Regions from separate parts of the Mus musculus genome. Here all the other regions are linked to region 2. Evidence: chromatin loops called from intact Hi-C (ENCODE). Cell type or tissue: left cerebral cortex. All regions are shown on one strand. Region 1 holds the start of Npy2r (neuropeptide Y receptor Y2). Region 2 overlaps Rbm46 (RNA binding motif protein 46). Region 3 overlaps Map9 (microtubule-associated protein 9).

Region 1 (8,000 bases), 310 kb after region 2:
AGAGACCATGAGGACCCAGTGATTGGGTCATCCTTATCTTCTTCTTCTCCTCCTGCTCCATCTCTCTTACTGTAAGAAGGTCAGATCAATAGATTTGATCTTCTCCATGACCCATGATGACTTGCTGACCCACCTAAGGCAAAGGTGCAAGCCTGTGAGCTAGACACATGTACCTACTTCATGGATGGTTTTCTCCTGTATGTACCGTAGCAGTGGAAAGCTAGTTCAACTGGCAGTCAAACTGTGGCTCTCTGCCTCTTGTATCTGTATGTTCTGAGGAATAGGCAGTGGAGTAGAGGAAATTTTTGTGGAGACATATTTTAAGCATTCGAGGACATTTATCAGACTTAAATGACACAAGAGGCAATAAGACTGGAGATCCCTGGAGGTCTCTACTGCAAATAGCTCTCTAGTCTGCCCTTTATTGAAGGTTTTACTTTCTACTATTTCAGTTTTCTACCCACTATATGGAACTTTCCAGAAAAAACAGTTTGTAAGTTTAAACTGCATGCCATTTGGAGGAATATCATGAGATATTTGTGCTATCTATCCTACCCAGGTTATGAGGCATTTTTATATCTAGTGTATCCAGAATACATATGCTAGCAGTCTGTGTTTCACTTGGTGGTCACCTCCCTTCTGAGAATGACTGTGGTAGTGTTGAAGTTCTTGTGAATAAGCAACCTCTATTATATAGCAGTGGCCCCAAAGGGCCATAGTGATGTGATTCAGATAAGCCAAATGGAGATGTGTGTTCCTTCACATCCCCACAAGAAAATGTTAACTACAGTACGATAGGCGATGGAGATGTGTTTATAAAACTTTTGTTACATTCTATTGTTATAATTGTTCATTTCATTATTAGTTGTTGTTGTTCTTACCTTCTGTGTCAAGCTTTTAGCCAACTTTGTCATGGTTTCTGAAATGTTCTAGAGGTCTCTGAGTAGATCCTCCATGTATAAAGGGGACTGCTCTCTACTTTATGCCCTTTTTTTCTTTCTTCTACCTTTCTGTCTACTTACCACCTCATTTATTTTGATATGCTCACCTGGAATTTTGACTTTTTCTTTGACAGGGTTTCTCTGTGTAGCCCTGGCTGTCCTGGAACTCATTCTGTATACCAGGCTGACTTTGAACGCCGAAATCCACCTGCCTCTGCCTCCCAAGTGCTGGATCAAAGACATGTGTCACCACTGCCCAGCGAATTTTGGCTTTTAAGACATCACTTGGCACCACTGCATTTCAAAAGATGCTTTATTACATTTGCACAAGTGTGTGTAGGGTATGTATGGGTGTGTGTGTGTCTACATGTGTGGTGTCTGTAGCTATGTGTGCAGAGTATGTGTGTACAGAGCATGTGTATAAGTGTGCATATGAAGGTGTGTGCATGTGTGCATGTGTATGTGTGTGTGCATGTGTGTTTGTGTATGTGTGCATGTGTGTGTGTGTGTGTGTGTGTGTGTGTGTGTGTGTGTGTGTGTTTGGGGGGTATATGGAGTTAAGTGGTAATGTGTAGGGACAGATTCTCTCCTTCCACTATGAGGGGCCTCAGGGGTCTAACTCAGGTTGTTAGGTTTGGTGATACCTGCATAACCTACTGAGCCGTCTCACTGGTCTAAGTTTTTAAGAATACAAGTTTTGTTTCTTTAAAAAAAAAAGAGAGAGAGAGAGAGATCTAACCATATTAAATGTAGTTTTTGTAGGTCATCTTATTGGAACCTGAGAACAGGCCTCTGCCTTCAGTTCCTTTGTGTGCTATGTATTTCTTCAGTTCCTTTATGTGCTATGTATTTCTTAGGCTGTGTACATTCTTACCACTTTCTGCTTTCTTCCTCGACCTAGCCTGGGAGCACACAGCTACTGCTGGCTCTACTTATGTAGGCATTTGGGGGTTTCTATCTTCTCCCTATCTGTAGAAGAGTTGGCATCTATTCTGGAAAGGTATGGAATTGCCCAAAGAACTGAACTACTCATCAAGAGAGGAATCTGGTTTGATAATCTTGTCCTGTTTCCATTTAGACTATCATTAATTCAGCAGCTTCACAGGCTGAGGGTCCTTCCTCAGAGCTGTTCATTGTTCCTATAGCTTGTAACATGTGTGCCTTAAAGGCCTTTCCTTAGAACCGGACTGTGCAGTGTCATAAGTTGGCATAGCTATGTCGATAGTGTGCTGCACGGTGGAAGGACTTTCACCTCCCAGATCAGCTTCTCATCCAATCTGTACTTTATTGAAAGACTTAAGTCCTGTGTTCTTTGTTATTATTGGAGTTACAGATCAGAGGGGTATGGAGCATGTGAATCATTTAAGACGCTGGCATGCCTATAAGGAAGTGAGTTCAGTTTTCAGAAAGGGCCGCTTAGAAGCCTTTGTTAATCATTGCTATGAGAGAAGAGTGTTTTGTGCAATCACTGCTTGAAAAATAGGTTAAAATCCTCCAAAACTATTATGTTCAGCAACCCTGCTCATCAGATTTGTTTTGGTCATTTGCTTCTATGTCAGTTTTCAAAAGTTGAACTTGTTAGACACACAGAGTCCTTCCTTCACCGTCCCAATATTAAGAAGCACAGAGAGCTGAACCTGATGGTGCTGCCTGCAACACTGACTCCTAGGGAGGTTAAGTAGGTTCAAGGCCTGCCTGGGCTACATAGAGAACACTGGGTCAGCCTGGGCAACTTAGTAAGATGCAGTCCTCAAACAAAGCAAAAAAACCAAAAACAGAAAAAAAGTATGAATCTGAAGCTCAGAGGCAGAGCAATTCCCAGCTCTTGTGAGGCCACAGGAGTTACTCATTCCCCAGTGTCTCTTTTTTAAAAAAGGAATCTGTTCAACTGAAAGCATATGTGCGAACAAGAGATACTTCCCTAAACCAAAAAAATGCTTACAAAAAGGACTTTAAGCAGAGTGTGTAAAACATCATGGCTTCTCGCAGGCCTGCTGCCTTTTATGTACTGGTAATTGAAAGGCCCACGAAACACTGTTTTATAGGTAGCTTCTTTAGCATGATGTCACATGAATTGAAGATTGATATCAGATTCTATACTTCTTATGACCTATAATTAGGGTGTGTGACTTTCAGTGGCCACGGGACTGAAAATCCATTTCCCAATAAAGGAGTAATTATTACTACGTGGGGGAGTACTTGTCTTTTAAAAATAGGTTAAGTATAACTTTTTTTTTTCGAGACACCTAATCTAAATCGAATCATTGTTTTGTATCCTTCAGAGACATTCTGAGAACTAATGTGGCCATCCTTATTTTATAAATTAAAAAAGAAAGAAAGAAAAGAAAACAACAAGAAGAGTGATCCAATGCAGCGAGGTGACTTGTGCAGCTCTGAGAGACACGGTGGTTAAGACAAGCCTGGCTTCCTGGCTTTCAAGTCTCTACTGCCCCCTTTAAAATCTGAAGGAAAAGAGACTTGTAGCAAACCTCTGGAAAGACTGCTGGTGAATGAAGAGTTTGCAGGGTAAGGTTGAAACAGCCCTCTAGCGTGACTGAAAGTCCTGCATGTCCTCTTTCAGCCTTCGGGCTTCACTCCTGAGGAACATTTCCCGAGGCATGGTCTCCCTGCTCTCTCGAAATCTCGAATGGTGCAAGAACTAAAGGCGAAGAATTTTGAAGTCAACTAATTGGACAAAGAAAGACTGTTTTACGACCCACTGCTGTTCTCTACGTTCTTCCCGAGGGACAGTTTTGCCAGTGTTCCGCTGGGACACCTGGGCTTGTGATCTGAAGGCGCAGGGTTCCAGGGACACCTGTTAAGGGCTTTGCTGCTCCCGTCCCCCAGGCACTGGACTCGTGTTAACCACAGTTCCTGTGCCTGCGCTGTGTGGCAGGGCGCGCTGGCTGTTTGTCCTTGGGATCCAGCTTCTGCGAGGAGTTCGTTCTCCTCCTTGGTTTTTACACAAGGAAACTCCTAGCCCAGAGTGGGATTCTGCCCCTCCACCCCAAGTGTGGAACCTCTCTCCAGCCCACACCCGCAAGCCTGAGGTGTCTGTCGCTGTTCACATAGCCAGGGACCACAGCTCCCTCCCTGCATCGGGGTTCGCCACTGCCCTGCACTTTTCTCTGCAGATTAGGTGAACTCCTAAGTGGAGTGAATAGCAGCTGCAGGGAGTGGTGGCGAGGAACGATGAGGCGCTACGCTGCATAGCGTGCAACTAAGGTTGGAGGACACTAATCTCCAGTCTCTGACTACGGGGAACTTATCTGCCTCACTCCCTCGCTCCGCAGTTCCCCTACCTGTGTCCTTTCCTTCCAGGGCGGCGTTTCTCTCCACTTCTATCTCCGATCCTCCTCCCTCCCCACCCACTCCTACCCGGGGCTCTGAGCTGTGCAGTGCGGGGTCCCTGATCGAGTGGCTTTAGAGGTCCACCGAGAAGCCGAGCAGGCACAGCATTGCAGCTGTTCCGCTTTGCCGCTCCTGCTTCTGATCTCACTTGCTGGCTCACACCAAATCGGACCTGCTTTGGGTGCCTCCCAGGACTGTCTCCAGACTGGCTGTTTAGATAATCCCTTGCTTGAAATTCCTGGATTCCTCATCTGAGAAGGAACGCGCAAGAGTCAATACAGTAAGTAAGTTCAAACTCCAGTTCTCCTTCTGAGATCATGAACAGCCCTAGAGGAGCCCCGGGTCCTGTCAGGGGTAAGAGGGCATGGGGATGTGTTCCGAAGGGGAGCCGCCCACCCCTCCAGGCATTAAGTGGAACACTGGAACTAGGTGGGCTAGTACCACTTCGCTTTTCTTCTTTTGCTGGACTTTTTCTTTTCTGCTGAAGGTTATAGACTGTTCCTTGATTGAGCGCTACAGTATGAGACAGTAAGATATGACTTTGCCCCCTCTTTAAAACTCAAGCACTTTCTGAAGTGCAAGATCATGTAGGGTTTTCTAAGGCTGTTCAAAAATAGAGATTTATTTAGGCTTCCATTCATTTCCCCAAGATGGGGTCACCTACTAGTAGAAGTCTGTGGTTGTGTGGCATGGTGGTGGTGGTGGTGGGGCAGTAATATTTAAATGTCATTCTTAGTAGAGACTAGTCATTAAAATCCCAGTGTCATTTAAGAGACTACACTACTGTCAAAGACAGGAAGCACAAATACAGGAAAGAGAAGCATTCGCTGACTTTTCAGATGATCCATCCATCTCTACTTAGGCAAACAATAATGCCCTGTATGTTGCAGTGTTAAAGACCGCATCTCCCCTCACAGGAGATCCAACAGGTGCAGGCAACTATAGTTTGTAGCATGGAACTTGGGGGTTTTCCCTGGGAAAACAATACTGGAAGGAGGGCTAGACAGGGATGTCACACTTTGCCCACCTGGAGTGACTCTATCTCAGAAATAACTTGCAATTCCAGTGATTTCAGCATGTAGTTAAAGCAGGAGAAGGTTTCTGGCTTATTAAAGAAAGCACCTAGAGCGTCAGAAGGAAAAAAGCATCATTTCCCTTTCTACACTGACTGCTTCTGTAATAAACTCAGTCAAGGGGCACCTGTTCAAGAGAACAGCGCTATTCAGAGTTTTGAATTTCTTGAATAACCTGAATGTCTCATTTTGCCTTGTTTCAAGGAAAGGCTCTCCCCCTTGCCTCTTTCTGGTTTGACTGGGGGCCTCAGGAGTGTCACGCGTGGCAGTGTCTACCCTCACGTTCTCTTTCACTCTCCTACTTTTCCAGAAGTGCTGTTGTGAATGATACATTCTGTGTCCTGGGTAGTGCTTTGCCCAGCCCAGGGCTAGTACTGTGCCTGCATGCAGCTCAGAGTGTTCACAGGGTAATAGCTTGCAGATCGATAGCCATTCCTGCAGAGGAGCTGTAAGACTCCAGCGAAAGGATTTCAGAGGGAAGAAAATGTGATTGAAAAGAAAAAAAAGGAAGTAGTCAATAAATCAAATGCGCTTCTCTTCCCAGTGCCCTTAAATCTGTGCTTACACTCAGCTCGTGGGTGCAACTTTTGCAAGTCTGCTCAACTCTGGTTGCCGTGGATGGTCTGAGTAACTGCTCCATGAAGTCAGTCTCTTAGCTTAGGGAAAATGGGACAGCCAATCAAAGGGGCCAGGGTTCAAATGCCATGTTTTCATAATGGGCAGTGGGGCTGGTATCCCTGGAACGTTCTGTTTGAAATCTATGTTGACTTGTATAGAATGGACCAGTATAGCAACAAAGGAAAACACACAGAAAGTTCCCAGGCCCCTAGAAGTGTGTGTGTGAGTGTGTGTGTGTGTGTGTGTGTGTGTGTGTGTGTGTGTGTGTGTGTAGCGCAGGGGCAGGGGAGATATGAGCATTTGAGAAAAAGAATTCTATGTGGAGCATACTGACAGGCGATTTCAGAGGTTGTAATCAGGAACTGATTTAATAGGGTCTTAGGGCAACCTTCTTGAAGAAGCAAGTAGCAAGTACCAGACTAAGAACAAGCAAACAAACCTGAGGCTGCTATAGCAAGGCAAGGAATCCTTTGTGTTTTTACATTTATTCAAGAAGGGAATTGAAATTATACTTTGTATTAAAAAGGTGGCAGTAGTTATTAATAAAATTGTATTCTCCTTTAGCTTTGTATTGGTTTTGTCCAATAATTGAGTAGCTTTACTGTACCAGAGGGTGCACTGTGAGATTAAACAAAAGGTCTTTAGAGATGGCTGTCCTAGGTTGGTAAACTGGAACAGTCACACTGTGGGCAGTGATTAAAGGGAGAATGAACCTTCTGAATGACCGGAAGAACGGCAGAGTCCTCAGTTCACCACATGGGGAAGCCTGGGGTGTTCTCAACTTGGTAGCCATTCAGTATGACAGAGCAGCAGATGTGTATTGAGATGTCAAGGAGAATCAGGACAGAGTGTCTGCAGGGATGTCGGCAAGCCTTGAGTGCCATAGTAAGGAGCTGAGGTTTACTTTAGTGAGAAAGCAAATTAAGATGTGTTTTGAGCATATCATGAATCAAAAAATTCCATTCAGGGCTGTAGATGCGAAGGAGTCCACGAACAGAGATGGTTATATAAGAGGTGGGGGGATGAAGACTGAAAGTTAGGCCAATTTGAGATTACAAGAATAACACCTTGTTACTACCTTAAACCTAAGGGAGATAGAAAAGTTAGGCAGTGTAACCTAGGCCCGCAAAACACCTCCATCCACCGGAAACCATCACAAGGGGTCTACCCTGTGGTAATCAAGGCCACAGAGGAGCTGCCGAGGCTACCCAGGGTACAGAGAGAGGAAGGAGAAGCCTTGGTTTTTCCTTCCTTTTGCTTTCTCTCCACGCAGCTTTCTCTTTAAACTTATTTATACATGTATAGTGTGTGTGTGTATGTGTGTAGCTTTATGTGTACACGTGTGCATGCATGTTCATATGTATAAGTGTGTGCTAGTATGGGTGTGGTGTATGTGCGTATGTGTGCAGGTGTGGTGTATGTATGTATGTATGTGTAGGGCATATGTGATGTGTACTTAGGGTATGTATGTATGTATGCTTGCATGTATGTATGTATGTATGTATGTATGTATGTATGTGTAAGGTATATATGAATGTGTATAGGGCATATATAATGTGTTATTAGGATATGTATGTATGTATGCATACATCCATGTGTGCAAGTGCAGGTATGACATAGCATACATACAGGGGTGAGGACACAACTTCAGGCCAAGGTTTTTACTCATCACCTTGATTCTTTTTGAGACTGGGTCTCTACATCCACCAGGATGCCTGACCCATAAGCTTCTGAGAGTTCTCCTGTCTGTCAGAGTAGCTGCATTATAGCTGTGCACTAAGCTTCCAGCTGTACATGGGCTCTTTTCATATCTCCCCACTTGCAGGGCAAGCTCTTTATTCACTGAGCCAACTCCCCGCAAGCCTCCTGCTTTGTAATCTCCTTCCAGTGCCTTGCATTGATTCAACCCAACCAGGATCCTGATTAAGTGGGAGCCTGAAAGTGAGGGAGGGTCTTATGCAGCTCAGTGGTTCAGAATAGGACAGAGGCAGGAAAGGTGGGAAGTAGAGCAGGGGCA
Region 2 (8,000 bases):
TGATTCTTAAGAGTGACTCAGGTAGTGTTTTTAATATATTAATGCATTTTTGGCTTTATTTTTAAAAAGCACTTCAGAAATTTAATTTTTTAGATAGAATGAGTTATTTAAAGATATTTTCTTTGGTTATATTAATTTTCTTGAAATTTGTTTTGATATTCCTTTAACCTTATCAATTTGGTGTTTTGTTTTTTTTTCAGTCATCATTATCCAGTTTTGTCTTGGTGGGTTTTTAAAATGATATTGCTAAGCTATCTACTTACCACCAAGCTAAACCCAGTGGCCAGGTGAGCCTTGGCTATCTTGAATGTGATATAAACAATCTTTTAACTGTTTATTTTTCCATCTCTTCAAGAACGTGCTGTTAATATACATAAAATTTCCATATAATCTTGGACTTGCTGTCCCCATTTTTCATTTGAAAGCTTGAGTAGGAATAAAAGATGCTATGTGTTTAAATGACCATTTGTTTTGAAACAAAAACAAAATCAGTGCAGGTCTTTAGGGATAGTTGACATCTGAGTAAGTATTAGAAGCCTTGCTATTCACTTCAAGTGACTTGATTGGAAGAACCATAGTAGTTAAAGATGGAGTTTTTGTTCTAACTAAAGCCGTCTCTCTTCTGATGAAAGTAAGATAGCTTTGGTAGAAAGAGGCCAAATTGGGCCGGAAGGAGGGTTAATCGCTGATAGAACCTTTTATTCTCACTTCAGCGTTAGAGCTGCTGCTATGTTCATATCAGAAGAACTTTCCTCTCCCCAGTCATCCAGTGAGATTAGCAGTCATTCACTTATTATTAAAGATACAATGCTTGGTTTTAAAATTTAAAAATACTTAAATTCCATTTCATGTAAAATAAGAAGGATATATTTTCTAAACGTACCTATTTATGTATGTAGGTTTCTGAGATAGGAACTTGCTGTATTGGCTCATACTAGCCTTGAAATTTATTTCTTTCTAGTTCAGTCCCCTGAAGTCAGCAAACTTAATGGGTCAAATGCAAGCATGTGGGTAGGTTTATACTTAATGTTTGGTCAGTGGAGACCTGTGAGATAATTGACTATCAGTTCCTTTTAAATGTGACTCTGTTCACACTTAAATTTTATTTATTTATTTTTTTTTGCTAGAAAACGAGAGGCAGGAGAGAGAGAGGTGTCATACATGTTGCTAGGAATAACCTTATCAAGCTGTGTACCAACAGCTCACTCCAGGCCAGCGCGCCTCTCCTTGTTTCAAGGTTTGCTGCTCTCTGATACCAGCGGCAGATTTGTTTTCTTGTGTGACCACTTGGTGTTTTTAAAAACAGATTGAGATTCTCTGCCGGAAAGATTCTTGAGGTAGCTTTGGGAAGGTTTGCTTTGGGGATCTCTGGCAGATTTTAAGAAGAATTGAGGAAATTCAGAGACGTGATATCAGTTTCTTGAACTCTCCTTCATTTTTCTTTTTCAAACAGTTTACAGTATATACTTGCTTTTTCTCTGAGCAACTAATTTTTTTAGATAATTCCAATTTGTAGAAACTTATGTGTCAATGTTCATGGTTTTAATATCACTGCTTTTCTCTATTTAATCTGCAGTTGATATGTCTTGTATCTGATTTGAAAAGAGACACAGGGTTTACTATTTTTTCTAATTGTTGAATGGAATTTTGTAAATATTATATTTTTTGTCTTCACATTAGGTACATTAGGTGTTGACTTCTCTATGTCACACAACTTTAGTTAGATGCTGAGGAAAAAGTATTACTATTGCGAGTTTGGACCTGAAAGATAATTGGAGCTTTTTTTTTCATGAGCTATTATTTCCAGATTGATGGGCAAAGTATAAGACATACACAGGGTTTTAGATTTAGATAATTTGTCAATAAATTTGTTTTGAAATAGAAGACTTTAGTTTTTATTAGAAGTAATTCTAATAGATATTTAAGCTAAATTTAAAATGATGGTTATAATATAATGAAAGCTATAATTGTAAACAAAGGAAAATTCTTTCAGAATATATTCCTTCTAGATTTAAGTAGAGATCTTTCATACTATCTCAAGTTGACACTTAAAAGAATAAAATAGATGAATTTGCTTTAAAATTCACCTTGTTAAATGAGAAGCAGCCATCAGTTCTAACATTTTACACAATCCACAATTCACTGTCACATGACCAAATGATAAGACCAAAATTCCATTAACTCAACTATGTGTCTTTGGCCCTTAAAGAGGGTCTAGTTTTTTGAGGGACCTTAATCAGTATCATTTTTACCTTGCTAGCACCTATTTTAATTAGTGGGCCACAAATACTCTGCAGTTAATATGAAGAAGCAGCTTACTGGAGGACTAGAACCAAAGCACAAGACTCCTGCAGTTTCATTCAGTATCAGCACTGAATAGAGATGTTGGAGGAATGGTTTGGCATTTGGACTTCAAAATGTCAGGGTTATTTGGTGGGCTCTTGGGATTTTTTGAGATTCTGTAGCTCTTGTTAGCCTAAAACTTGATATATAGACCAAGCTGGTCTTAAACTCACAAGAGATACTTCTGCCTCTCTCTCCTGAGTCCTGGGATTAAAGGAGCGTCCTACCATACATGGGCTCCTAAGGATTCTTTTTATCTCACAAATTTATAGTTGGTTATTAAAGGGCATGTTCAAGTATCTGTGCAGCAAGCTAGCACCTCAGTATACGTGTATCTGTCAACACACATGTTTGCGTTCTGAACATTTGAAACCAGGAGCTCTGTTTCCCTAAGAGCTAACCCAAGTCAAAGCTTATGTGTGACTGTGTAACTCTGGCCGACCTGGAACATACTGTGTTGTCCAGGCTTGCTTCAGAGTTACAGAAATCTCCTGCCTCTGCCTCCTGTATGCTGTGATTCATATATTTTTTCATAGACGTACAACAGTGTGAAAGTGAGTGAGTCATCCAACTCATGTGTGAAGGGGCAGCCTTTCGGTCACTTACTTCTCGGAAGTTTCCACCAACCTGCCTGGCTACCTACCTGTCCACCCACCTGTCCGTCTGTCTGTTTGACCATCCATCCCTAAGTCCATGCATGCATCATATCTATCTGAGAAAGGCCTTCTCTGTAGCCCTGGCTGTCTGTAGACCAGACTAGTGTTGAACTCACAAAGATCTACCTACCTCTGCATCCCAAGTGCTTAGATGAAAAGTGTGTACCACCACTGCCCAGCTTCCTGTAAATTATAGTTAGACCAAGATTATAAAACAATGATGTAGAAGTTCAGAAACATTTTGTAACAATATTAGAAAGCTAGTGTTAAAGTATATCAAGGCTATATTCGTTGTATAGTTATATTTATTAACTGCTTAAAGTGTTTTTCTGTTATTTTGCTTATAAATTAAATTAGCTTAATATTTTATAGTATAATTTCTTAGTATCTTTGTACAGTGTGTGCGTGTCTGTGTGTTTGTCTGTGTGTGTCTGCAGCCACCATGGCCATCAGAATGACCGTTTAGAATTGTTCAGAATGACTGAGTAGCCTGGATTGGCTAAAACTTCTGGAGTCTGACCCAGAGTATTTAATTTTAGGTGAAAAATTCCCTGCTGATAATGAATTCAATCCTATATGCACAGTAAAGTTTAAGACTTTATTCTGACTTTCAAGGTCACTGCAATAATATGTCTAATATGCACATAATTGAAACTCTTTGTGAAATGTGTGTGACATCTTTTACATGCAACACCTTCCAAAAAGATAGGTTCTTCTGGGTGAGGTTGCTGACCACACAGACAGTACAAATGTCACCCAGCTGTGTAAACCATGCCCACTCGCTGCCTTCTGGGCAAATAGCAGGCGACATTCCTGTTTTCCCCTAGTGCTTATTATTGGTGTTCACAAGGCCTGTGCCTCCAACATCTGTCTAACATATTCCTAAAATTCTTGCTATAATATACTTATTTTCAACAATAGCTATCTTTGTATTGATCATTGATTTTCTAATTTTGCCATTTAACTTATATAATAGTTTAAAATTTTCCATCATATTAAATATTCAAGTAGATTACAACGCATGGTGGATGTCAACAGCAATTAATAGTTCTGCCACATGGTGTCGCCAAAATACATGATTTAAAATGAGTTGTTTTTTTGTGTGTGTGTGTGTGTGTGTGTGTGTGTGTGTGTTTACTGTTATTTTTATTTTAAGCTTCTTTGTTTTCTTTTTGATTTTGTGCCTCACATACTAGTATGAGACATGAGAAATAGCTTTCTTCAGCCTGTCATTTCTGCTTAGTTATTATTTAATATGCAACAACAGTTTATGCTGAGGCAATATAATGTCAGTGGACTAGTGACTAGAGACAGATGTCACAGTAAGGGCTTTTACTGACAAGAATTTATTTTGTGATTCTTTTTTTTTCTTGTTGAGAAAGGGTTTATGAAGTGCCAGTTTGCCTTAAACTGCTATTTAGTTAAGATTGGTCTTAAATATCTGGTCCTTCTGTATTTATCCCCCAAATGCTGGGAATATGAACATTTCTTACTATATAAATCCATTTTGTGCTTCTAATATTCTAAAATTATTCTATATACCTTTGATTATATACATTTGTTTAAAATCAGAGAGACTCCTAATAGCTAGTGTCTTAATGTATCACCAACCCTAGAACTCATTTTTTTTTGTAGAGGTGTTTTCTATCCAAGCTCTGGTAGCACATTACCTCAAGAGTAACGGGATTGTCTATAGACTTACAAGGACGTGTTCTTTTAAGTGTTATTATTGGGTAGACTTGCATTAATTACATGTGGGCCTTTATTTGTCTCCTAGAAAGTTATACTTGAACTATAACACCTGCATTGGATTTTTATATAGGCAGTGGTTCATATTTTATGGAAATAATTTGCCAGATAACATAATATATGTTATATATTATAATTCTATAATATTAAATATATTGATATTAAGTATAATATAAATATTATATTACCTATATTAATATTAAATATTGGATATAGTTATATAATTATAATAAAATAACATATTATGTATTATTTGACCCAGTACTCCTTGTGTTGTTAACACACTGATAATATAATGATTTGCATACAAGTCTCTCTGTAATTTAGACAAAATGGTGTATAGGATGGGGGTAGGAAAGATGGCACGAAGTAAAGAGTACTTGCTGCTCTTCCGAGGGCTCCCAGGGTTCTAGCCTCAGAACCCTTGTCGGGGGCTCACAGCAACGTCAAGGGATCCATCATCACCCTCTTTTGACTTTCAAGGTCACTGCATCCACATGTACAGACCTAATATATGCATAACTGTAAAAATTAAAATCAAAAAAATTAAAAAAGCTCATTAGATTGGGACTAAGTGGATAGCTTAGTTTTAGCCTTCATTCTTAGTAACCTTGTCTGCTGCACAGTTCCCTTCTGCCCAGAAAAAGTGTGTAGGCCCACAATCATTGCAAAACATTAACTGGTTGTAATTATATTGCCTGATAATTTGGTAATTGTTCGTGGAACCAGCCTTTTTGCTGTGTGTTTAAAATAATGTAACGTGGGACTTGGGTGCTCTCTCAGTGGAGAGCTGTTAGTTTTGCAGAGGACCTGGGCTCATTTCCTCCATGGAGGCTCAGCCATCTCCTTCAGTCTCAGGAAGGAGATCAGCTCCCCTCTGTCCCATCTAGGCACATGGCACATGGCACATGGCACACACACCCTGTAGGGCAACATTTAATAACAAATGAAAGTAAAGAACATTCTAAGAAATACATGTTATTTGTATATGAACCTCAGTAGTTGACAAATAAACATGAATTAGTTAAAAAAAAAAAAACCCAGGATAGAGAATTTTACCTTTTTTTTTTTTAAACTATAGGAGCTGTCCATGGTTATTTTTATTTTTCTTGTCTTATAGTTTTGATTGTCCTTTATCATATTTTAAGTGTGTTATATGTATTTCTTCTAATAACTTTTTGATAATTCAGTTTTGCTTGTAGATTATTGTAAGTACGTGAGCCTCTTAGCTTATTTTTTCATATTTATTTTAGCAGTACATATTCATGTCTGCTTGTTCACTGGTACAAACTATAAAAACCATGAATGTTATACAACTGGAGCATGTGTGTCATATATGTGGGTAGCTTTCCTGCCTTCTGCTCTCAATTGTTTTTTGGGGGAGGGGCTGAAGAGAGACCAATTCTGTACTTACTAGATTTATTAAAAATTGGGAACACAGAATTAATTCATAAGATTCAGGAGAGTCATTATGCACCTTAAGTAGACAGGATTAGAAGTCTGTATGACACTAAACAAATGCAGTATTTTACAAAGTTAGAGATTGGAGCAGAGGAATGTGTGTAAACTTAATGGGATCTTACTTAGGGAGAAAATATTTGATGGATTCCATTGTATGAAATTTAGGTGTAACATGTATGAACATAGTGATGATTGCAGAACATGGGGACAGTATGTTTTTCCTTAAAATTTAGTGGGGAAAGAGAAGAGTCTTAAGCACAAATATGATTATATGCTCTGTAAAGCACTCCTAGTTGATAGGGGCTTTACAAGTATGAAAAGGTCTTCCTCTTGTGTTTTGCTTGTGATACACTTAATATACTTGTTTTTAGTTCTCATTCTGAAATAATATATAGGTAGATATCTGTCACTTTTCTCAATTATGTACCAGCATTTTTAGACTGTCAGGTGATGGCTCAGATCTTAAGAGTGTTTATGCAGTGACAAGAAACAGAGTTGGGATTCCAGCATCCACGGAATGAGCTTAGTGTTTGGTGAACACTTGTAACAGCTCCAAAAGCTCTATTTTGGCCCATCTGCATTTGCACAGGTATATGTGTACACACATGCTCACGTACACACAAATAATGTTTAAAGGGCTATTTATTTATTTATTTGTGTGGTTTGTGCTAGGGAGTTGCTTCATTAGCCAACATTGGCTGAGGCAGATGACCAGGCTCTTATACATGTTTGAAGACTCGGAAAACTGCTCAGTGATGACAAGTGCTCTATCCTGGACTAGGGAAATTATCCCACTTTCTTAAGCCTTTTTTTTTGAATGTTTTACTGAACAATACATTATGTTTTCAGTTAAGTTTGAGATTCTGAAATTCTGTTAATAATGTGATGAAAAATTTCTACTCAGCTCCTAATTATATATATTTAAGCTTGTGACATGAGTATAATGAGACTGTAATTGATATATAAGTTGATTAAGAAAGTGATTAGGAAAATAAAACCAAGCAAAACTAAAAATGTCCCATATGACTATATAAATATAGAGCAAATCCCCTTTAAAAAGCAAGAATGATTAACAATCATAGTTAAGTCAATGATTTTTTAAATTAGGCATGATTATTGTCCAGAGGAGAATTTTGAAACTTATTATAAAAGGAACTTACTTAAATTTTCTATTTATGAATATAAGTTTTTATTTTCTAGATTATATAACTTGTCTGACTTTATTATATGCATTTCTTATTTTGTGCATTTTTACTATTAAATACTTAAAGTGGAAAAGAATGAAAACCAGCAAGCAAATGCTTAGATTGTTTTTTTTTTTAAGCAAATTCAGAACAAAGTCATTCTGTTCTGCAGTCTCAAATTAATATAATCCAAAGCAAACCAGGAGAATTGCATGATATCTAGACTACATAATTGTATATGTGGCATGTTTGCTTGGAGTACCACAGTCTAGGTAAGCCTGGACAACTGGTGACTGACTGATGACTGTAATAAGAAGCAGAGGGTTGATAGTTGAAATATCCGGGACTGTTTGGTTTATAATATTCATATTTGTACAGAGGGACTACAGTGACTGTCTTCAGATGTCTGAAGAGTGGCATGTAGAAGAAAGACTTTAAAATGTATCTTCAGAGTTCCAGGAGGTGGAAGTTTAAGTCCAATAGAGGAGTGATTTAGGGAGGGAGCTAATGGCAAGATTCTAGAACTGTGGAAGCTCTTAAACCCTGAAGGCAAAGACATTGCTGCAAACTTATACCTTGAAGTGACTCACATTTTCAGTACATATTT
Region 3 (8,000 bases), 490 kb after region 2:
TTTCTAAATACTGCTTCCCTGATGACCATAAGCCCCATCATTTCTCTCTACAGAGTCCTTGGGGCTCCTCCTCATCCGACCCTAAGCAGCCATGCTCAGTGGCCTGTGAGCAGCATGGAAGGTGTCCCTGTCCGGCTGCTGACCACTCGTGCTGCCTGCTTCCTGGCTCTTCCACTTTGGAACTTGTGTTCTGGGGACACAGAGACTTTATCTGTTTTGCAGGCAGGCACAGACTCTCTACAACACATCTTTCTCAAGGTACACGTCCACATCTAAAACATCTGCTCCTGGCTTCTTTTCTGACAAATGTGCGTGGGGTTCGAGCCTCAGCACCAATCATCGCGCCAAGAAGCTGTCGGGTTATTTTTGTTTGCATTGTGTCATGAGCCACCTCTTAAAATACTTTCTCATGCTCAGTACAGTACTGCCTGTGGCACAACGTTGAACTGATCTCTAGAACATGCTCGCCTTGCACAACGGATACCGTATAGTGTTGAATATAAACGCCCAATGATCTGCTCTCTCCGGTCCCCAGCGATTCCTGTTCTACTCTCAGTTTCTGTGAACCTGACCCCTTCGGAGGCCCCATGCTTCCCTTTAGGCTCTGACACTTGTCTCCCTAAGCTTCCCAGGAGAGCCTAACCTTGGAAGGGCTGCAGGGATCGATTTTTTGTCAACTTGACCTACACCTAGACATGTCTTGGAGGAAAAGAATCTCAACTAAGAAACTGACATTTAGGCAAGTGTGTGGGCATTTTCTGATTAATGAGCAATGTGCAAACAGCCAGCCCATGAGCATGGTGCCACTCTCGGCAAGCGTTCCAGGGTTGTGTAAGAAAGCAGGCTGAGCAAGTCAGTGCCCAGCATTCCTCTGCTTCATTCAGCTTCAGCTGCGCCCCGGGTTCCTGAGGGAGGCTCCTGTCCTGCTGTCGCAGATTACAGATGCTAACGTAATAAATGCATTCTTCCTTGTGCTACTTTGAATTGGATCAGCTTCTAAAGACTCAATTTTGAATGCTGAACGAGTACCAGTAGGAGGTGTGGCCTTGTTGGAGTGGGTGTGGCCTTGTTGAAGAAAATGTGTCACAGAAGGTGGGCTTTGAGGTTTGAAATGCTCAAGCCTGGATGTTATGAGAAAGTGAGGGAAAACCTCAAAGATATGGGCACAGGGGAAAAATTCCTGATAGAACAGCAATGGCTTGTGCTGTAAGATCAAGAATAGACAAATGGGACCTCATAAAATTGCAAAGCTTCTGTAAGGCAAAAGACACTGTCAATAAGACCAAAAGGCCACCAACAGATTGGGAAAGGATCTTTACCAATACTAAATCAGATAGGGGACTAATTTCCAATATATACAAAGAGCTCAAGAAGCTGGACTCCAGAAAATCAAATAACCCCATTAAAAATGGGGCTCAGAGCTAAACAAAGAATTCTCACCTGAGGAATACCGAATGGCTGAGAAGCACCTGAAAAAATGTTCAGCATCCTTAATCATCAGGGAAATGCAAATCAAAGCAACCCTGAGATTCCACCTCACACCAGTTAGAATGGTTAAGATCAAAAACTCAGGTGACAGCAGATGCTGGCGTGGATGTGGAGAAAGAGGAACACTCCTCCATTGTTGGTGGGATTGCAAGGTTGTACAACCACTCTGGAAATCAGTCCGGTGGTTCCTCAGAAAATTGGACATAGTACTACCGGAGGATCCAGCAATACCTCTCCTGGGCATATATCCAGAAGGTGTGCCAACTGGTAATAAGGACACATGCTCCACTATGTTCATAGCAGCCTTATTTATAATAGCCAGAAGCTGGAAAGAACCCAGATGCCCCTCAACAGAGGAATGGATACAGAAAATGTGGTACATTTACACAATGGAGTACTACTCAGCTATTAAAAAGAATGAATTTATGAAATTCCTAGGCAAATGGATGGACCTGGAGGGCATCATCCTGAGTGAGGTAACACAATCACAAAAGAACTCACACAATATGTACTCACTGATAAGTGGATATTAGCTCAGAAACTTAGAATACCAGAGATACAAGACACATCTGCAAAACACATGAAACTCAAGAAAAACGAAGACCAAAATGTGGACACTTTGCTCCTTCTTAGAATTGGGAACACAACACCCATGGAAGGAGTTACAGAGACAAAGTTTGGAGCTGAGATGAAAGGATGGACCATCTAGAGACTGCCATACCTGGGGATCCATCCCATAATCAGCCTCCAAATGCTGACACCATTGCATATACTAGCAAGATTTTGCTGAAAGGACCCAGATATAGCTGTCTCTTGTGAGGCTATGCCGGGGCCTAGCAAACACAGAAGTGGATGCTCACAGTCAGCTATTGGATGGATCACAAGGCCCCCAATGGAGGAGCTAGAGAAAGTACCCAAGGAGCTAAAGGGGTCTGCAACCCTATAGGTGGAACAACAATATGAACTAACCAGTACCCCGGAGCTCGTGTCTCTGGCTGCATATGAATCAGAAGATGGACTAGTTGGCCATCAGTGGAAAGAGAGGCCCATTGGTCGTGTAAACTTTATATGCCTCAGTACAGGGGAACACCAGGGCCAAGAAGGGGGGGGAGGGAAGTGGGGGGGTATGGGGGGAGTTTTGGGATAGCATTGGAAATGTAAATGAAGAAAATACCTAATTAAAGAAAAAAGAAAAGAAAAGAAAAGAAAAGAAAAGGAACTCACGGAGCCCTGCCCCTTATTGATGAACTGTTTACTGCTATTTACTATTTACTGCTATACCCTTACTAATGAACTGTTTACTGCTATTTAGATTCAGGGAGTGGTAACACCACTGCCCGCCCACCAGAGACACAAATAGGCCCCAAAGGATACCTCCAATGCAATAGACATGCATATGGTCCTGGTTAAATAAAACTGAACCAAAATTTGTGAACCTGGGAAAGGGCCTGCCAGGGGTTGGGGCAGGAGTCTTGGTAGAGATGGGAAGCAAATAACAGAAGGAGGGGAGTAACCTGAGAACACAATATACATGTGTGAAATAGACCAAAAAAATTGATCCATAGAAACTACTTTTAATAAATACTTCTTTAAAAAAAAAAAAGAAATGCTCAAGCCAAGCCAAGCCAAGCCCAATGAGAATCAGTCAGTCTCAGTCTCTCTCTCTCTCTCTCTCTCTCTCTCCCCCCCCCTCTCTCTCTCTCTCTCTCTCTGCTGCCGATCAATATGTAGAATTCTCAGCTTCTTTTCCAGTCCCATGTCTGCCTGCATGCCTCTTACTTCCTGCCATGACGATAATGGATTAATCCTCTGGCAACTGTAAGCCAGCCCCAGTCAAATCTTTTCTTTTATGAGAGTTCCTGTGATCATGGTAATATACATCTTCACGACAATCGAAACCATAATGAAGACACTCCCCAGGTTGCTTCCGGTTATGGTGTTTATCACAGCGACAGAAAGCAAACGCAAACAGAGTTTCCCCTTAACTGCCTGGGTAGCGAGAGTGAGAAGACATCAAAAGTCCACAGGGCAGGGCCTGATAAACACTCAGGGCTCAGGGAGCACTCACAGCGGTGGAATGATGTCTTCCAGTTTTATTCACTGGCTTGTCAATTACGATTGCAACTCTTTGGGGTGAAGCTTCTCCTTGCCAACATCTGTACAATTTTTGCAAGTTAATACATATCTCATGATCTACCTTTCCCTCCTCCATCCCCTCAACTACTATATCACAGAGCCCAGCCCAACACCACACTTTATCACGCCTCCTCTTCCTCTCCGTCCCCCCTCCTCCCCCTCCTCCTCCTCCAGACACCTTCCTTGACATTTTAGGTAACTCAGATATCCACTTTCTGCCATTCTTACTATAACTTTCATACAGTTTCTTACTAAACTCTAAAGTCCCCGTCAACTGGTAAGCCGTTTGAATGTAGTATTCTTGCTCATCATCAGTTTGTAGCATGAGGAAACACAATGAGTTCAGAATACACACAGAGAGACAAATTGATAACTTGCTTATGAAAAGATCCTAAATATTAACAATATTTCACTTATTCTAGAACTTTTCTGAGCACTGCAAATGTAGAAAATAATTGTTGATTTTAACTCTTGAGTACTGAACCACTTAGATGTGTCTAAACTAACATCTCCATTTCACAAATAAATTAAATGAGGTCAGGGTTGAATTGTGCCCAAGGCTAAAAGCTCCACTAAACTGCAGACCTGAGATGAATGCAAAAACACCTTAACTATAGCACCCTGCAAGACCCTAGCAAAAAACCGCCATAGTAACAGCTGCTCTGCCAGGCCAGAGTCTGGTTAGCACAAGCGGTACAAAGGTAAACGGGAGCAGAGCAAAGCATCAGTGGAGTGCTGTGGGCTTTGGAGGAACCAGAGGCTTCACGCAGGTCTGGCCATGCTCTACCACTGACCTGCGCCTCACATTACAAATATCAAGTTCCAAACACTCCGGGAAAGGCTTCTAAGAATTAGAGAGTACAGCTAAACCCAGGAAGCGCATCCCTCTTTTCATGAATGAATTAGCTGGGTATTCTATTCATCCATTCATTTAGATCCTTCAGGAATTCTCTGTGCCAGGCATGTTTTAAGGCCACTAGCCTCAATTTTTATTCTTTGCACTGGAAACACCTGATGACCTTAGTATATTTTATGCCCCAATTCCTCTTCCAGAAATGCTTTCAAGTTCTCGGGGGAAAAAAGTAAGTTCTTTTCATTTGAAATTCTTTGTCTCAACCCTACGGAGATTCTCTACTTAGTGATTTTCAGCTTGGAAAAACTGAATGCACCCACGCCCATGGGTGCACACAGATGCTGCTGCCACCTTGTGGCTAGAATGGAGTATTGCCTTACTCATTTTAATTCACCTTTACTGCAGCTTCCCCCAACCCACTTTTCCCGTAGTTTAGGCAAGCTCTTGTGTTTTAGTCTGCATCTATGTAGTGCAGGCTAGCCTCAAACTCACAGCAATCCTCCTGCCTCATGATCTAGAGTGCTAGGACTTCAAGTCTGCACTAACACACCAGGCTCTAGCATAGCTTTAAAAATGTATTAACTAGGTGGAGTATTGTTTAACACCTACAGTAAACTGATAATTATACACATCCAGACTAAAGTTTGTTGCTATATTTACATTTCTCCTCTGTCTCCCTTTTTAACTTATCTCTCTGGTCAGTTCTGGACAAGCACTTGGTCCCAGTACAATACCCCCGGTCCTTATATATTCTTAACATAGTTCAACTATGTTCCCGTCTGCCTGTGATTCCCCCCCACACACACACTTGGAAAGCTCAGGTTAGAAGTTGGCCCAGCGTCCTTACGCCATCTGCTCACATTTGATGGCTTTTTCTGGTTACTTCAAAAGATTCCTAAAGCAGTATTGCAGGACAAGAAAAGCAGGTTTGTCCTCCCACTCACCAGGCTCGAGCGCCTGAAACTATTCTGCCTGAATCACACGCAGCTCACATGTGGCAACGCTTTTGTATCCATGTCTTGGACACTTTCCTAGGGGTCTCTGCTCTACTTTTATCCTTCTAAGGTTCCCAGGTTGCACAGGGAGGGAAGGGTCGTCCTTTAACATACGTCTGAAATAAAGTCTTACCTGATGTTACTGGTACTATCTACCATGGTAAGTATGAGCCATCTGACAGCACCACACTTGAGAGCATGACAGGAGGGGGTGGGGTGGGGATTTTAGTCTTCTCAGCATCAACTAGTTTTTCCTTTGTCAAACAGAAGGAAAGATAACCAGGAGACACCAAACCCTCGCCTTGCCATGCTCCTGTTCCGTTGCCTCTCCCAAGGGCTCCCAGGGCACCACTTCTTGGCCGTCCTCACTCCGTCCTTCCTCCGGAAGGTCTAGAGTTCAGTAGACTAGTGGAGAGTTCTCCAGTACTTCTCAGTCACACTAGGAAGCCACCTTCAGGAAGCTGGGCTTTGGCTGGCAGCATATGCAGTGCAATAAACCAAAGAAAGCTTCCGGTCTCTTAAGGGAGAGGCAAGACACTTCATCCAACAATAAAAGCAAAAGCTTAGTATGGAGAAACGCTTCCGTGCTCCATGGTCCTGACTTTGAACTCACAGCCTTGGCCATGCCAGCCACCCACCCACCACCTCACCACACCCTCAGTCTTCACAGATGACCGTTTCAATCTTGGCAGCTCTTGGGGATTAGAACAGTTTCACGGCAGCTCCGGCTCCACAAACAGAATAGAAGCTGATGAGCCAGGTATGTGGGAGCCACAGCTGTGGGTGACCCCAGCTGCCCTGACTTTCTCTCCGGCCCCAGCACAGACTCCAGAGTGAATGGGCCTTTGTAGCTATGGTTACTAAGGGACGGGTGGGAAACTGGAAACTTAAATACATTAGCCACCATAAAAACGCATTTCGTGACATGTTATCCTGAAAGGACTGCTCTGGAAACACAAGGTCAGTAATTTCCCAGCTTACCCGAGGACGTGCTTCTTTTGACGGGGTGCATCCTGGGTGTAGGCTTCACTGTGATGATCTCTCTGCCGACTTCTCGATCATCATTTTGAGATTTGGGGAGGGAATCTCCAGTCACATCTTCTTGAGCATCCGGTGACGAGCCTTCGCTGCCCGGAGTGCTGGAGTCCAGAGCATCGTTGGATATTGCCCTGTTTACTTTCTTGGTTTTCAAAAAAGACAGTCTTGGAGAATTTTTTTCCTCATCGTCGGATATATGAAAATCATTCATCTTTTTTCTAACTAGACTTTCATCTGTCGAGGTATCTGAAAATTCACCTAAAGAAACTGGAAAGAGAAACAGGAAAAGATGTGCTCAGCAGTGTATTTTAAACATTCAAAAGCTATGTTCTACTTCTTTGAAAAGTAACACTACCTTCATAAACAGAAATGGCTAGAAATAAATCAATAACCCTAAATACATCCATATTTATTTTGTTACTCTTCAAACCAGGAATCTAGGTAGGCTTGGTTGGCAATTATCAAATAAAGTCTGAGTTTCATTAACGTATTCAAAATATTTATCAAGTGCCTACAGCACTGTATTTTTTGGGGGAGGGTATGTCCATCAAAGGTTGTTCAATGTAGCACCCATCCCAAAATACAAAGATGATACTGTCTAGTAAAGAATATTCTAAGAAAGAATACCAATTTGGCAAGACAGACATGATTGATTTAACAGCTATTCAGAATACTTTTACAGAAAGCATTTATCCAGTGAATATTTCAAAATAACACACTTAATTTCAAATCAGAATTTTACATGATTATATCAGAAATCTAAAGTTTAATGTTTTGCTTACTTAACAGAAACCAAGTTAATGTGCTGATTGAAGGATCTATTTTTCAAAATGACCCACATTGGTGGTCTGAATGAACATGGTTCCTAAAGGCTCAGTAACACTCAGTCCCCAGTTGGTGGCACTGTTTGGAGCGGAGCTCCTCCACTGTCTTGAGGAAGTTCATGGCTAAGGACAGGCTGTGGAAGTGCACAGCCCTGTCCCGTTTCCAGTCTGTTCTCTGCTTCCTGGCTGCTGTTGATGTTATCTTTCATTTCCAGCTCCCGTCCCCAGGCCTGCAACTTTCTGCCATGCTGTCCCCACCGTGCTGGACTGGCTCTCTCTCTCTCTAACCATAAGCTTAAAAAACTTCCTTCTTTAGGTCATTTTGGCCATGGTGTTTTATCACAGGAACAGAAAAGTAACTAAAGCAGAAGTTGGTACCAGAGAGTGGGCTGTTGCTGTTGGAAACCTAGCATGCTGGCTGTTCCTTGGAGGAATGTGGATTATCTTAGAACTTTGGATTAGAATAGAACTAAAGGCTTTAAGGAGACCCTTAAAGACTGATGTTCTAAGAGTAATTGGAACTGTAGAGGTCTGGGTCAGGAAGTTTCTGGAGGAAACTTTATGGCCATTCCTGTGATATCTTGGTGAAAAATCTGGCTCTTGTCATGAGCCCTTGCCTGAGGATAAATGTGCTGGTTAGTTTTTGTTTACTCGACACAGACTAGA

What was found. A loop is a pair of places that touch in the nucleus more often than their neighbours do. Peaks named below come from ENCODE experiments on the same cell type or tissue, not always from the same donor. Only the 100,000 strongest peaks of a DNase experiment are listed, where the experiment ranks them.
Region 1: a loop joins it to region 2, with 2.5 times the contacts of the local background. A loop is called at or near these places in 4 of 42 quality-filtered maps.
Region 3: a loop joins it to region 2, with 10 times the contacts of the local background. A loop is called at or near these places in 34 of 42 quality-filtered maps.

Annotation. Positions count from the first base shown.
Region 1 is chr3:82,544,409-82,552,408 of GRCm38, reverse strand. It overlaps Npy2r (neuropeptide Y receptor Y2), which reads left to right and starts at 4,324. Exons shown (of 2, transcript NM_008731.3): 1 at 4,324-4,572. In left cerebral cortex, a CTCF peak has its summit at 3,429; DNase peaks (open chromatin) are centred at 3,480, 3,928 and 4,402; H3K4me3 peaks cover 1,183 bases.
Region 2 is chr3:82,853,683-82,861,682 of GRCm38, reverse strand. All of the region lies in intron 4 of Rbm46 (RNA binding motif protein 46), which reads left to right. Among named protein-coding and RNA genes, the nearest start is that of Rbm46, 19 kb to the left of the region's middle. In left cerebral cortex, a CTCF peak has its summit at 4,035 (motif pointing right); a DNase peak (open chromatin) is centred at 4,051.
Region 3 is chr3:82,362,068-82,370,067 of GRCm38, reverse strand. Map9 (microtubule-associated protein 9) reads right to left here. Exons shown (of 14, transcript NM_001081230.1): 4 at 6,454-6,777. Among named protein-coding and RNA genes, the nearest start is that of Map9, 8.0 kb to the right of the region's middle. In left cerebral cortex, CTCF peaks have their summits at 4,833 (motif pointing left) and 7,397 (motif pointing right); DNase peaks (open chromatin) are centred at 4,830, 5,382, 6,104, 7,474 and 2 more places; H3K27ac peaks cover 2,007 bases.